Linked DNA regions of Homo sapiens: region 2 is linked to region 1. Evidence: chromatin loops called from intact Hi-C (ENCODE). Cell type or tissue: endothelial cell of umbilical vein. All regions are shown on one strand. Each heading gives the region's core, and the rest is flanking DNA. Links, peaks and the distances in the headings are about the cores only. Region 1 overlaps DGKB (diacylglycerol kinase beta). Region 2 has its middle 230 kb from the start of DGKB.

Region 1 (5,392 bases), core at 281-5,280:
AACCTGGATTTAGCTGAACTAAGGAGCAAAAATTCCTGCATCACTGGCATTTCTCCTAATAAGCAACACATTTCTTCTTGACTCTTCTTTTTTCAGCATGCAGGAAAACTTTCTGAAATTTCTAAAGTATAGTTCTCTCTGGCTCAGCAAGCAAAATACTGTTTTATTTTCTGACAGCTCTAAGCCTTAATTCCCTCTATATAAAGTGGTATATGAAATCATTCATTCAGGCTGGGCATGCTAGCTCATGCCTGGCACTTTGGGAGGCTGAGGCAGGCAGATCACCTGAGGTCAGGAGTTCAAGACCAGCCTGGCCAATGTGGCAAAACCCCGTCTCTACTAAAAATAAAAAAATTAGCATGGTGGCATGTGCCTATTGTCACAGCTACTTGGGTGGTTGAGACAGGAGAATCACTTGAACCTTGGAGGCAGAGGTTGCAGTGAGCTGAGATCACACCACTGCACTCTAGCCTGGGTGTCAGAGTGAGACTCCATATACAAAAAAAAGGAATCAATCATTCAGAGTTGTCCCAATATGATAAAAATTGATGTAAAGCACTTAGCATACACTTGGGCACATAATATATAAAATAAATAAAAGGATTAGGTTAAAGGAAGAACTGTCCTCAGCTTAGATACATTTTTAAGTTACTTTAATTTTCCTTTTTTTATTTTTTTGAGACAAAGTCTTGCTCTTCCCCACCCCATGCTGGAGTGCAATGGCGTGATCTTGGCTCACTGCAACTTCCGCCTCCTGGGTTCAAGCAATTCTACTGCCTCAGCCTCCCGAATAGTTGGGATCATAGGTGCTCACAACCACGCCCAGCTAATTTTTGTATTTTTAGTAGAGACAGGGTTTCACCATGTGGGCCAGGCTGGTCATGAACTCCTAACCTCAGGTGATCCATCTGCCTCGGCCTCCCAAAATACTGGGATTACAGGTGTGAGCCACCATGCCCAGCCAATTTGCCTTTTTATTGGTACAGAAAACTGTAAAATTCATTGCATCTTTCTGAATAAAAACTTCAGGTTTTGTGTGTCTCAAATACTTTGCTATAACATTTCTGTGTCAGATAACAGAGACAAATAACAACTTTTATAAGGCAATAATTCTAAAAAAAAAATCTTCCTTTGAAAAATAAAAGCCTATTACAGATATAAGAATGGAGTAAAAATTTCCTCAATTCTTAAATTATTTCTACAAGATGACATCACATTATTTATTGCTGAAGTGTTACTGACAATGTAAGCTTGTTTCTCAAACTTCTTCACTGTGTTCTTTGGAGCAAAATTAATTTATCTCACATTTTCTGGCATTAGATAGGGCTTGCAATGTGGGAAAACACAAACCTCTTTTTTTTTTTTTTTTTTTCCTAAGAGAAGGTCTCTCTCTGTTGCTCAGATTGGAGTACTGTGGCCCAATCATAGCTCACTGCAGCCTCAATCTCCCAGACTCAAGCAATCCTTCCACCTCATCCTCCCCAGTATCTGGGACCACAGGATTGTGCCACCATGCCTGGCTAATAGTTTTTTTTTTTAATTTTCTAACTCAGAGTTTTCAATTCATTGAGAAATGTTTCTTCAATGTGTTTCCTGGTTAACCCGTCCCTTTTCTTCTCTTGTTAGTAAAATCTTTTCAAATATCTCCTAAAATTCTATGTTGTCCACATTATTAGACATTTCTGATAAATGGATGATATCTTCATCTGTACATTTTCCTTAGATCATGACTTACAAGAAAATTTCCAAATTTAGGCATCAGAGTTTCTATTGCTGTCATGTAACAGCATTAGAATTGCTTTTTGAAGACTGTGACCTTTAAATAGAATGAGATCATTTATATGCATATCAATGAAGCCATTAATGATACAAATTGGGTCAGACTTAACTGAATGACTATTCAAAAATTGAATTGCTGTGGGCTCAAACACATCCACGCGCACGCACACACACACACACACACACAAATGTTCAAAATTTTAAAAACTGCTTTCTCATTTTTTTCCTTAAGGAACAGCCACAGACTATTTAGGGAGATAACAGAGAATTTGTAAAGAAGACTGACTGAGGGAGCTGCTCAGATGTCGCTGCCAAATTGGCACAGATTCAAGGCACATTTCTATATGCCTTTCATTATTATTTCTGACCATCTGGATCCTTTGTTTTTAAATCCCTGTTAATACTAAAGAGAAGACACTAGTATTCATCCATGCAGATTCAAAGTGAATGAAAATAAATGTCATCACTCTATCCTTAATTTCTTTTGGTAGTTTTGGGTTGTAGATTTTCTCATATTCAGAAAGTGTTCTTTGAGCACCCACTCTGCACCAGGCTCTGTTCTAGGTGTTTGGGTAAAGATGTTACTAGAACACACAAAATTCCTTCCATGAGGGAGCTTATCTTCTAATGAAAGGAATAAGAACAACATTAATGTGCTCAATCTACAATGTCTAATGGTATTAAATGCTATAGAAAAAAAATAAAGAAGAAAAAGATTTCTTGGGGGAATGTGCTTGCAGTTTTTTAAATCCAATTATCAGGAAATGAGAAGCTATTCTTTGAGTAAAGATTTAAAGGTGATGAGGCACATATTTGCACATATTTGGAGAAAGCACATTTCAGGCAGAGAAGACAGCTAGTACAATGGCCCTGAGGTATAATGATGCCCCTGTGCTAGAGAAATTTCCACTGGAGCCAGTGAGGAGGAGCAGGAAATTGGAGCAGGAGTGAGGGAGGACCAGAGTAGTAGAATACAAGGTCAAAGACTCAAGCTGTGGCAATGTGTGGACTGGGCAGAGCATACAGGATATTAGATCATCAAAAGAGAGTTATAGCTTTAATGTGGAGTGAGTTTTTAGTAGGAAATTCCATGATCTGACTCATATTTTAACAGAACCATGTGACCATTATAACACTTATTTGTATCAGACAAAAGATAGCCTATCATCAGTTTTTATGTTTTTCTAACTAGCTCACCACTAATTAATAAGTGACTCCTAAAACACAAAAATGAATCATTCAACTATTATAGATAAAGCAACTGTTTGAAACCACAAAGAAATCACTTTATCTATCAACCAATGTTGACTGAGTACCTATATGTGTAAAATACTATGCGCTTACTGGGCAAAGAACTCTGATGAAATTAACTAGATAATAATTTAAATTAATCAGAGTTTTTTTTACAGTTCCATTTCTATTTCGCATTCTAATTTATATCATTAACTAATTATATCAAACTCAAAAATTGATATGAAGGTCACTGAGCAAAAGTATATTGATTAAATATGCAGCATGGCTATCTTACTGAGATTTCAAAATACAATTTTTTATGTTAAAATTCACTTAGAAAAATTTATATTTTAAATATTGCATTTCTTATGCTTATCTTGCACTGCAATTGACTATTCATTATTTCAAATTTCAGAGAGTTCCTTGATAGTCCCCTAAAGCTGTCATATAGATAGTTCCTTTGAAGAGAAAGAGTACAAAGTGTGAAAACCTTGAATTTTAATTTTTAAATTAGTTTTGGCAAATGAAAACTATTTTAGCACTTCAGAGTCACATACTCCATTAACTCTACCTTTACCTAAGACTAGAATTATGAAGACTCAGTAGAAAGACAATTAGAAATATATTATTTTAGTAAAAAATAGGAAATGGCCGAAAGATAATGCTACTACATTCTACTAATTACAAAAAGCAAATAATGGATTCGAAAAAGTTTAAGCAGAATATTTTTACTATGATTTCAGTATGTCTTTTAATCAAGGATCTATAGCTAACTGTTTTATTCTTCAGCTGAAATCTATTTTAATCTGGTGTGACACTGTCTTGTCACACCAAACATTTTTTGGTGTTGTCACTAGGACAGGAGTGAGTGTTACTGAAACACACACATAAATCCTCTAACATTTTCTCCTTGAAAAATAAAACCCAATAAAAATGTCTTGGAAACCTTTGTATATATAATTTCAATTAATAAGATCAGTTTTTAATTATTCCTTACTTGTATGTTCACTTTTAAAGAAAATCTCCACAGGGGGTTTTTATAATGCACATATGAGCAGACAGATTCCATGCAAAACTTCTCTTTCCTGAAGGGCTATATGATCCAACACGACTTTGCATCACTAAGTGTATGACACAGTCTTTTACCTTACAGGTCCTCATTATGTAACACTATCCAAATGTTACTATGTTTTAGGAACTGCACTAAATATGTTATATGTGTGCTATCATTTAGTCATCACAAAACCTATGGACAAAGAAACTAAGGCTCAGAAAAGTTCCTTAAATTGCCCAACACCACAAGCTTCTAATTGACACTGAAGACATAAATATTTCTAGCTTCAATGCACATTATGTTATAGTTAAAGCATAATTTTCTAAACAGATTTTGCAATATTAACACATGGTATAAGGTAATTTCCCACTGGTTTATCAGTATTAGATGCATTTGCTGCTGTGTCAAATTGGTCTGCCGTTTGAGAAAAAAAAGATATACACAAATAAGGTATAACAATTAAAAGTAATGGTACGATTATTCAGTTTCCCACTCTTGAAAACGTTGTGTTGACTGTAACTGTTTTTGTAACCTTCGATGTTCAAAGTACAACCTATTACTTTGGGTCGTATACCTGAAATGTGTTCAAATCTGCCCGCCTCCATCTCCATTCTGATGCCCATTGTCATCTAGTGTTCTTACTTGATTGGACTGCTTCCATAACTCATATCTAGTCTTCTCTTCTACCCAAGTCCATGCCCCACATTGCTACTGGAGGTATTTTTCTAAATAGAGAATTTAACTTGTTCACCTAAAAATATGATTTATAATTTCTTTCACCTATAAAACTTAAAATTCGTAGACATTCTAAGCCTTTTTACCAAAATGTCTAGATTTATATTCCTTTAGTACCCTGCAGTGTTCTTTCCCTTGAAAAAGCTATTTCTATTTCTTTTTTTTTTTTTTTTTTTTTTTCTGAGACAGAGTCTCACTCTGTTGTTGCCCAGGCTGGAGTGCAATGGCGCGATCTCGGTTCACTGCAACCTCCACCTCCTGGGTTCAAGTGATTCTCCTGCCTCAGCCTCCCAAGTATCTGAGACTACAGGCGCTCACTCCCTCACCCAGCTAATTTTTGTATTTTTAGTGGAGTCAGTATTTTACCATGTTGGCCAGGCTGGCAGGCTGGTTTCAAACTCCTGACCCCCAAATGACTGGCCCACGTTGGCCTCCCAAAGTGCTGGGATTACAGGTGTGAGCCACCATACCTGGCCAAAAAAGCCATTTCTAATGATGAAAAAGCACAAGTAAAAACAACAGATAAACCCTAAAAATAAAACTTAGATGTGACAGAGTAATGTTGGTTTTAACTTATACTTGGAAAAGTAC
Region 2 (5,392 bases), core at 288-5,287, 380 kb after region 1:
CTTTCTCCATTAGTGACATGTTTGTTCCCTCCCTCCTTCAATTCCTGCCATCCATATTCATATAATTTCCCTAGTTCTGAGCCATTGCTTGTAGTTTGGATATACAACCACAAGGTTCATATTGAATTTTGTGTTTATTTCCTCCTCTCTGTTTAGAGCATCAGTCCTGCCTTTCTTGCCCTGAACCCTGCCAGTGCCACCCAAGTTTGCCTCTTGTTACTAGTGCTTCCTACTCTGGCAGACACCTTCAGAGGAGAAAACAGGTGGCACCAATCCAAACGAGTGTGATAATAGACGTGCTTGGTTTCCCAGGTAGACAAAGAAGCAGCAGCTGTGGTTATATCTCCATACAGCTGGAGAGAAGAAAGAAAGAAAAGGAAGAGATGAATTTAATGAAATTGAACAAACTCTTCAATTTCCCAAAGTCACCAGTACAATAGAAGATATGCTGGGTGAATTACTTTTCTAAAACAAATTTTAATTTATTTTTTTATTAGTAGTCACTTATCAGTGCCTATAAAACTGTTGTTTATATGCTTGCTATGGACTTTGTGATAATTCATTTGAATGCGTAATTTGTCTTAGTTCTTTACATAAAGCTTAGCTCTCTAATTGAAGACAAGATTATTTCTTATTGTTTATAAATAATTTTGGAATCAGTGATACTCAACTAAAATATATATAAAGTAAAAGTATATAAGTATATATATCTGTATGTGTATGTGCATATGTAGAAAAAAGAAAGTTACCCATTACATCTAATCTATGCCCCAGAAATAATCATTTGAAACAGTTTAAAATGTACCTTAAAACCAAGTGTAATCTAAAATCTTATGAATATGCTTTAAGAACATTAGCATGTAGTAGAAATAGACAATCAGCACTTAAATTAGCATGAGGAAAGCCTGTTTATTAAGAGCTTGCTGTAGCTAGGGAGTCAGCCAATGTCACTTTGCTATAGCTAGGGAGTCAGCCAATGTCGCTCACATTTGGCAGATACTCAAAGGCAGTCAGGGTTGTCAAGAGCTTTATAGTGAAAAAAGGAAAGGCTTCAGGTTTCTCCTAATTGGAGGCTGTTTGAATGCGGGTGGTGGTGGGCTTACTAGAAGTGGGGCATCCTATGTGATTAGTTGGGAAGCATGTTTGGCTTTCACTGGTTGATCCTGAGTTGTGGGCAGGTAAGAGAGGGGGAAAGGACAGGTGAGCTGAAGTCTTGGACCAAGTCAATCATCAAAGTATGATTGCTACATAAGTGTGGTTTGACTTCTGAAATTAGTTGCTGCAGAAGTTGTTGCTCGGTTTCCAGGGCTGGTTGCTACAGGGTTGTAGGTTAGTGTTCTCTTTTACTTATAGTGCCTGGCCATTGTTCAGTTGTATATCCAGCTTCTCAGTTAACACATAAATCCATTTTATTTCTACCATGTAGTTTACCAAATTATTTCAGAGAACATGTATAGGAAATCAGAAATGAATAAAATATAGGAAGATAATTCTATGTGTTTCACATCACATTTAAAGAATCTTTTTTGTGTGAAAAATAAGGAAAGGCAACTCATTCTGACCAATTTAGTATTTCCCATTGTTGTGACTTATAATCACAGAAAAATAATCAGTGTTAGAAAGGTAAAGTCCATATTACTAAAGAGTCACTTAAAAATATATTCTTTAAAGACAACAGCTCTCCTAGGAATACAAACAAAGTATTAGTGGCCCACCACCTGGGGCCAGGATGAAGTATTTTCCCTTAGGGGTAGAGAATTTCATATCCATCCAATTGCATTATGGGTGGTTTTGCCCTGCTTTGGAAGCATCTGGTGGAGACTGCTTCCCAAACAGGATATTGAACAAGAGTTCTGTTCTGGTATGACAATAACCACAGGCAGATCCTGCAAATATTCATTTAGTGATAGGGCCTGCTTAACTCAATACAGCCTTGTTGTCACTTGTCAGGTAAATCAAAGGCACATAGTGTGTATTAAATGCCTGATATTATCTAAGTGTATCAGCCATGCTCGAGTAATCCCAAGGGTTTAATTTAAAGAGAGAATTAGAAAGCCTGTATTGTATAAGAGTTGGGGGTCTAGGACATATGTTCCAGAAATAGGAAATTGCAAAGTGCTACATGCGATTCCTCCCCCTTTGCAATTTTAATATCTTAGTTTATTGGGCATATGAATCAAACTAGAAATATAGTTTTATTTTATTATAGTTAGCATAAAATATATTTAAAATTGCTCTCTGTCCACCCAGCTTTGTTTAGAGTAATGATTTTCAAATTATTATGATAATTATATTTCAGAACTCTTAATATTTATTTTCCTTTTTTTCTTTCATGTTTCAAAGTGTCATGTCTTTTAATCTCTCACTTACCCCACCTTTTTTTTTCTGACAATAGTCAAATTCTATTTTTATTATTTTTGTTATTGTTTTGCTTTTTTCTCTCCTAGAACTAAAAATAATTTTCCAGAACAAGACATTTTCTTGAATGTTAATAGCGTATTTTCAACATCTTTCTCCACTCCTCACTCTCCACTCAGGCCCCCTAAAAATGATAAGCCCTGGAAATTGTTTAAAACATTGTTCTATTACGATATTTCACAAAAAGGTTCTCTAATTGCTATAAAATGTGGCAAAGAATACTACAGCACAAGAAGTGGACAAGGAAAGGAACGATTGAAAATAGGGGAACAGATTAGGATATTAATAGTTAAATTATGTTAGCTATATAATTGTTAGAATTAATACACTTTGCTATTGGTTTTATAGTGAAGAATATTTTGTGTTTGTTAAAATATTGCTTAAAGGAATACAGAAGTGAGAAAATACAGTGTTGAAATGATGACATCACTTTAATCTCAGTGATATGTCTGGCATTTATGTGTGTGCTATGTATATATACAAAGATATTTATCAGGAGTGAGTAATACATGAGCAATGCTTTTCATTTTTTTCTTGAGCATTCCATCTGCTCTATTGTTTGAAATAATTAACTTCCTTTAACATAGAACCTTGGCTTATGAAAAAGAATTTTAAAAGATCAGAATAATTTATTAAGCTTCAAAAACTTTTGAGCTTCTAATTGCCAATAGCTATATCATTCTGTTTCAAATTTTTGCTTGTATTTCTGTGTGTGTGTGTGTGTGCATGAAACCACTTATGTAAAACAGGAGGCAACTTTGGAAACATATATCAGAAGGAGGCGTTCTTTTCATAGCCTCATAGGAGTCTCGGTTTAAACAATGATTTCATCAACATACAGAATCTTGTTGATCTGTAGAACAGTTTTCATCATTGACGAATAAAGCAGTATTTTAGGAAGGGCATAAAGTTGCTGAATTATTTGCAAAGTGGAGTTAGAGCTCCATAACTTAAAATATAACAGGATGTAATGCTAGTCATCCCTTGGACTCCAGAACTGGTTTAAATTATATTAACTCCTGGGCAGCACAGCTCCAACTTACAAACCTCAGTGCTTTTTCTCCCTCTCCTTATCTCCATTCCAATAAGGCATAAACAAATGAGTTGACTCTTGTTAGTGACAGGGAAATAATGGCGTGGACACCCCAAAGATAAGTTGAAATCATTTCTGCCTAGACTATGGCACAAGTTGTGGATGAAGATTACATAAATTGTTTGACTACTTAGCAGAATTTGTTTTTATCCTGCATTTTTCAGTGTTCCACAAATAGTACATGATATATTCAAAACAGGGCAGTTGGAGGCTAGTTCATTAAAGGGGCAATTTATAAATGTAGGGATAAGATGTAGAGAAAGACCTAGTAACAGAAAAGCTGTTATCACACTTAGGCTTAAAAAGCCAAAGAAATTAACACACACACACACACACACACACACACACACAAACAAGGTAGGAGTAATTCCTGGCACACATGGAAGCCAAAAGGAGACAGCTGGGTAGAGCAAGCTGCCATGAGAACAACTGCAATCCTGAGTTGAGGAAATGCAACCAGCCCAAGGCAACCCCACAGAGAAGGATCTAGAGTGATAAAAATTCTGAATCCACTCTCCTGTCTGCCTCCAAGCTCCTGCTGGACTCACAATTGTCCAAATCTTATCAGAAAGCGGGGAATTAGAACACTTGTAGCTGCATGCATACAGGCCAGCCTTCTGAGGCAGAGAGGAGTGGAGATGGGTGCATAAGGGATTTGAAGAGCCACACAGAAGATACCATGCAGCACTGGAATTATTACCTGGAGGACATCAAATGAAAATTACAAGAAGACAACTCTGGTGTTCGCTGATATTAGAGGAGTATAAAAAGTGTTGACTTTATTTAGGCATTCATGAATTCATTCAACAACTTATTGTTAGCATTTAAATGAAATACTTCAATATTTCAGGCACTACTCTCAGAGTTGGGATTCAGTTTTTATGAAGCTGATGGTGTGGGAAGACAAATACTAATCAAATGATATCAGCTAATAGTGCTATAAGGACAACAGAAAAATCTGATGTGACTTAGGGTTGCAAGTTTCCTTTTAGGTACAATTGTCAGTGAAGGTGTCTCTGAGGGGATGACACTAACTCCTGGGCAGCACAGCTCCAACTTACAAACCTCAGTGCTTTTTCTCCCTCTCCTTATCTCCATTCCAATAAGGCATAAACAAATGAGTTGACTCTTGTTAGTGACAGGGAAATAATGGCCTGGAAGGTGATACAAGCAAAGTGGATTTAACAACATGGAGGCAACTTGTGACATCAATTTAAAAATCTTGGGAAAGTGATCGTGGCTGAAGATCAACTGGGGTGAGCTGAAAATAGAATGTGAATCAAGGCAGTGAAGACTGTACTCAGATTTTAAGGAGGGAAAATTAAACCATAGATAAATGACAAAGACAATGTGAAGTCAAGGAAGGTTTTTCCCTTATTTGTTTTCATTTTACAACAGGGAGTTATTACAGCTTATTTGTCTGTTAAGAATGATCTGATTCAGGGACATGTGAAGAATTCAGGAGAAAAAGCTCACAATTACAAGTGCTAAGTCTTCAGAAAGGCAAGAGGGATGCAAGAGGGGAGCACGGTTATAATGGTCAACCTTTGACAGAACCATTTCACTATGAAAACAACTGAGAAGGGCAAGAATATGAGTCTAGATATGGTAAGCAATTACATTTACTGGGAAATTGAGCATTTCTTGTAACTTACTCCATTTTATCTATAAAGCTGTGTCAAATTAGCTATTTAGCTTTTTGAGAAGGTTTGAGGAGGGAAGAATAAATGTGACATAATCCTGTATGAGAGTGGGAAAGAGTATGCTAGGAAATGATTGACAAGCAGTGCAATAACCTATTTAGGAATTGCAGGCATAACTTCAGGACAGTAACTGTTCCTTTTGTGTAAGTGTCTGTAGCAATATCCAGCTACTCAGGTA

Evidence for each region. Hi-C counts contacts between places; a loop is a spot of excess contacts. Peaks named below come from ENCODE experiments on the same cell type or tissue, not always from the same donor. Only the 100,000 strongest peaks of a DNase experiment are listed, where the experiment ranks them.
Region 2: it touches region 1 in a loop (11-fold over the local background); 1 of 110 quality-filtered maps calls a loop at or near these places.

Annotation. Positions count from the first base shown.
Region 1 is chr7:14,745,836-14,751,227 of GRCh38, forward strand. All of the region lies in intron 4 of DGKB (diacylglycerol kinase beta), which reads right to left. Among named protein-coding and RNA genes, the nearest start is that of DGKB, 150 kb to the right of the region's middle. In endothelial cell of umbilical vein, for the core only: no CTCF peak of the experiment used is centred there; DNase peaks (open chromatin) are centred at 2,116 and 2,876; H3K27ac peaks cover 1,504 bases.
Region 2 is chr7:15,127,929-15,133,320 of GRCh38, forward strand. It overlaps a transcript of AGMO not described here. Among named protein-coding and RNA genes, the nearest start is that of DGKB, 230 kb to the left of the region's middle. In endothelial cell of umbilical vein, for the core only: no CTCF peak of the experiment used is centred there; a DNase peak (open chromatin) is centred at 2,953; H3K27ac peaks cover 2,376 bases.